2 separate regions of the Homo sapiens genome follow, and region 1 is linked to region 2. Evidence: read pairs that join two places in POLR2A ChIA-PET (ENCODE). Cell type or tissue: Panc1. All regions are shown on one strand.

The links. ChIA-PET counts read pairs that join two places held together with the same protein. Peaks named below come from ENCODE experiments on the same cell type or tissue, not always from the same donor. Only the 100,000 strongest peaks of a DNase experiment are listed, where the experiment ranks them.
Region 1: POLR2A ChIA-PET joins it to region 2 with 9 read pairs; 5 of 35 experiments call an interaction of 5 or more read pairs at or near these places.

The regions. Positions count from the first base shown.
Region 1 is chr7:77,376,008-77,378,507 of GRCh38, reverse strand. It overlaps GSAP (gamma-secretase activating protein), which reads left to right. Exons shown (of 31, transcript NM_017439.4): 9 at 1,118-1,222; 10 at 1,601-1,660. Among named protein-coding and RNA genes, the nearest start is that of GSAP, 39 kb to the left of the region's middle. In Panc1, no CTCF peak of the experiment used is centred here; no DNase peak of the experiment used is centred here.
Region 2 is chr7:77,454,345-77,456,844 of GRCh38, reverse strand. No RefSeq gene overlaps it. Among named protein-coding and RNA genes, the nearest start is that of GSAP, 39 kb to the right of the region's middle. In Panc1, no CTCF peak of the experiment used is centred here; DNase peaks (open chromatin) are centred at 1,264 and 1,524.

The DNA.
Region 1 (2,500 bases), 78 kb after region 2:
TTGTTTTTTATTTTTATTTTTTTTGAGATGGACTCTTGCTCTGTCACCCAGGCTGGAGTGCAGTGGTGGGATCTTGGCTCACTGTAACCTCCGCCTGTTGGATTCAAGCGATTCTCCTGCCTCAGCCTCCTGATTAGCTGGGATTACAGGCATGCACCACCATGCCTGGCTAATTTTTGTATTTTTTTAGTAGAGATGGGGTTTCACCATGTTAGCCAGGCTGGTCTTGAACTCCTGACCTCAGGTAATCCACCTACCTCGGCCTCCCAAAGTGCTGGGATTACAGGCATGAGCCACTGTGCCCAGCCCATTTTCCGCCTTCCAAACAAACATTCCTTGAGCACTGTTACATGCTAGAAACAGTCAATGCATTGGTAATAGAAACGTGTTGTAGAAGAGTGCGTACTCACTGGGGGAGGCTTATAGCATTAATTAAAATGTAATTGTCAAAGCAGCATGCCAATGCACCATTGGAAAACAGGTGAGGATTATACTACATCTTGGGGATGTGAGGGAAGGCTTTGTGTAGAACACAATGTGTAAGTCAGGTCTTGAAGAATGAGTAGTTAAGTATTGCTGAGAGATGGGCAATATCATCATACTCATCATGGAAGACATAAAGGTGAGAGGCATGCCCAAAGCTGCATGGTTGGTTTATGGCCAAATTGGGGTCATTGCCTACTACTTTCCACTGTCAGGCCTGAGTTTTTCCTTGGCATCACAGCCTCTGTCTTTGGTAGTGGAGGGCTCTTGTCTGCAGAGGCTTGACTTAAGAGAGTTAGGTACAGAACAGTAAGTTCCGAATCTTCTATTAATGCAGCTATTGATTTGTGGGAGGTGTGGTGTTGTCTTCAACAGCCTCAGCCTGTCTGCTAAACTAAGAGCAGGAATAAAATCATATATTATACGTGGGAAGAAGAGGAGGCAATGAAATTATGTCTTAAAACATTTCTGGAAAGACTGTGTATACTAGGGGTGGGGAGCTTCTAACAGTGAACTGTGGAAATATTTACATGTATCATAAAGATAGACATGGAAAATAATTATGAATTCCAGATATGTTCTCCTTTAAAAGTTATTCATACTTTTTTTTTTTTTTTTTTTTTTGCATTTTTAGGTGATTAAAAATTCTGGCCATCTCCCAAGAGACAGAATAGCTGAGGATTTCGTTTGGGCTCAGTGGGATATGTCAGAACAGAGATTATATTACATTGACCTGAAGGTAAAAAAACTAGTTCACGGGCACTCCTTTTTTTTTTTTTTTTTTTTTACAAAAATATTAATTTTTTTAGAGACAGGGTCTTGCTCTCTTGCTGAGGCTGGAGTGCAGTGGTGTGATCATAGCTCACTGCAGCCTTGAACTCCTGGGCTCAAGTGATGCACCTGCCTCAGGCTCCTAAAACATGGATTACAGGCATGAGCCATAGTGCTTGGCCCCAGCACTCTTTTTTATAAGAACAATTTGATTTTGACATTATTATTACTGCAGTTCACTAATCATTACATTTTCATTGATGGAAATAGTGAAGTTTTGCTTCTTGACTGCTTCCTTTTCTTTTTTTCCTGGTTTTTTAATATGCCATTCTGTTTTCTCTTTTAGAAATCAAGGAGTATCTTAAAATGTATCCAGTTTTATGCTGATGAGAGCTATAACTTAATGGTAAGTCCAGAAAATGATCACACTACAGGAAAGTTTATGATACATTACTCTCTTTTTTTTTTTTTTTTTTTTGAGATGGAGTCTCACTCTGTCGCACACGCTGGGTGCAGTGGCGCGATCTCGGCTCACTGCAAGCTCTGCCTCCTGGGTTCACGCCATTCTCCTGCCTCAGCCTCCTGAGTAGCTAGGACTACAGGCACCCGCCACCACGACCAGATAATTTTTTTTGTATTTTTTGTAGAGACAGGGCTTCACTGTATTAGCCAGGATGGTCTTGATCTCCTTACCTCGTGATCCACCTGCCTCGGCCTCCCAAAGGGCTGGGATTACAGGCATGAGCCACTGCGCCCAGCCTATAGATTACTCTCTTTTAAGAGAATTGTTATCATAAGCAGCGCTTTAGCATTCCTGATGGTTGTGTTAGTTACTCGTATGAGCAAGTAAAATTAGTTCTTGCCACCTCCAGGTTTCCACTCTATAACAAATCCAGTTAATGTAGGTCATTAGAAGAACACACACCAGAAATGTCCAGTAACTAAATGCTTCACATCAAAGAAAAATGTGTAAGTGGGGATTAGTAGAAGGTGTCAGGTTGGTGCAAAAGTAATTGCAGTTTCTAATCATTTAAAAGTAATGGCAAGAACTGCAGTTACTTTTGCACCAACCTAATAATTGATGGGGTCTGTAAGAGATAGCTTTAAGGGGTTATAAGTTATTTGACCCAAAAGGACTTGTGAGGATGGTGGATTTGAGAATAAAGAGACAAGTCAATGAGAGGGTATAGTTTAACCAAAATCTAGCGTTACCCCTGAAAAAGCTATTTGGAATGTTAGCATTGTG
Region 2 (2,500 bases):
TTCCTTTTTTGCTTTCATTAGATTTGGGACGGGGCCTGAGATTCTGTATTTCTAATATGTTTCTGTATCAAGCTAATGTTTCTGGTCCATTGACTACACTTGGAGTAGCAAGGTCCTGCTCTAAGATAATGATGTCCATCTGAACCTAGTCTTCCACTTTCTATTCCATAGCTATATCTAAGAAAGACTCAATTCTTTCAAGAATAGAGATCTGATATTGCTCAGTCTTGTTTTTTTCTATGTCACAAAAGATTTGGAAAGTTATAGACAGAAGATGAAACACTCAAATCAGCCATAATGGTCAATTCAGAATCAATCATGAACAGTTTGATGTGTATCCTTTTACTCCTTTCTTTATTTGAGTGAAAATACACATTCATGTTGTATCTGTATTTTTAAAACCAAAAAGGATCCTTTATCTTCTTTAAATTACCTAATGTATAAATTTGCTTTCTAAGTTTGTTGACTCCCCCATCTTATAAAGTAAAATCTACCTTTTCTTTCTTTCTTTTTTTTTTTTTAAAGAGAGGGTCTCACTCTGTTTCCCAGGCTGGTGTGCAATGGTGCAATCATGGTTCACTGCAGCCTCAACCTCCCAGGCTCAAGCAATTCCCCACCTCAGCCTCCTGAGTAGCTTGAGACTACATGTGTATATCAGCACGCCCAGCTAATATTTATTTATTTATTTATTTATTTATTTATTTATTGAGACCAAGTCTCGCACTGTCATCTGCACTGGAGTGAAGTGGCCCGTGATCTTGGCTCACTGCAACCTCCGTCTCCTGGGTTCGAGCGATTCTCCTGCCTCAGCCTCCTGGGTAGCTGGGATTACAGGCACGCCCCACCACACCCTGCTAATTTTTGTATTTTTAGTAGAGACGAGGTTTCACCATGTTGGCCAGGATGGTCTCAATCTCTTGACCTCATGATCTGCCCACTTTGGCCTCCCAAAGTGCTGGGATTACAGGCATGAGCCACCGCGCCCAGCCAATTTTTGTATTTTGTAAAATATATAATTTTTGTATATTTTAGAGTTTCGCCATGTTGCCCAGGCTGTCTTGAACTCCTGAGCTCAAGCCTGCCTCAGCCTCCCAATGTGCTAGGATTTCAGGCATGAACCACTATGTCCGGCCAAAATTTGCCTTTTCTATAGAATAAAAACACCCAATGCTGTTTTTTTCTCAACCTCTTTAGCTGCTTTTGGGGACTTGGTGCAGCCAAGCAGATGAATCCTCTGTTGACTTTGGTTCGGGGCTGGTGACTCAGAGCATCAGGGATGATGCAGAATCCGCTCTGGCCAGGGCCACAGCAGCAATAGCAGCTGCATCTGGTTCCCAGTGGCAGCAGACACAGCTGTTCTGAGGCAATATGCAGGGTCCAGCTCCCAAAGACTTGGCAGTGCAAGCCATGGGGTCAGTGCTTGGCAGCTGGAGTGGTGACTTCATGGACCAGCTCTGCAGAAGGCTTTGGGTATGGTTCTTGCCTGGATAGTTCTCTTCCCACCTTTGTTTCTTAAATTAGCTTCAAAGTTGACTTCATACACAGGTAACAAATACTAATGATATTAACAATAACTGACTCTTAGGTAGTGCTTACTATGTGCCGGGCAAATTTCTAAGGACTTTATGTGTATTAACTCATTTAATCTTTTACAAAACTCTAATGAGTTACGGACTGGTGTTATCCCCATTTTATAGACAAAACAGTTACAGGGAGGTTAGGTTACTTGTCCAAGGTCCAATGACTATAACTGGTAGCTCTGAAACTCAAACCTAGTCAGTCTGATCTAGTTCTTAAGAGCCTTGACTGATACGCGTACTGTTTTGCAACCTAATTTTTTCATGTAACAAAATTTCTTGAGCATTTCCATGTCATTAAATATTTATTTAAGCATTTAAAGTAGCTGTGTAATGTTCAATTATAAGGATGATTCATGTTTTATTTACACAACTCTCTACTGTAGAACATCAAGGAAATCCTGGTGGCTAAACTTTTTTTTTTTTTGAGATGGAGTCTTGCTCTGTCGCTCAGGCTGGAGTGCAATGGTGTGATTTCAGCTCACTGCAACCTCTGCTTCCCGGATTCAAGCAAGTCTTCTGCCACAGCCTCCCGAGTAGCTGAGACTACAGGTGCATGCCACCACACCCGGCTAACTTTTGTACTTTTAGTAGTGATAGGGTTTTGCCATTTTGGGCAGGCTGGTCTTGAACTCCTGGCCTCAAGCGATCCACCCACCTCGGCCTCCAAGTTGTTTTGTTTGTTTTTAATATCCATGAGTTTTTCCTTGGGATAAAGTCTTCAAAGTGGAATGCTAGGTCACGGTGTATTCAAATCGCCTTCCTGAAAGTTTATTCCAATTTACACACCCAGCCACGGAGGGAAACATCCTGTTTTCCTGAGTCCTTATTGACATTGAATGTTAACATTAAATTGTTTTCCTTTGTGGCACTGAAAATGATACATAGTTTTCTTTAAACTTGAAATTATTTAAACATTTAAA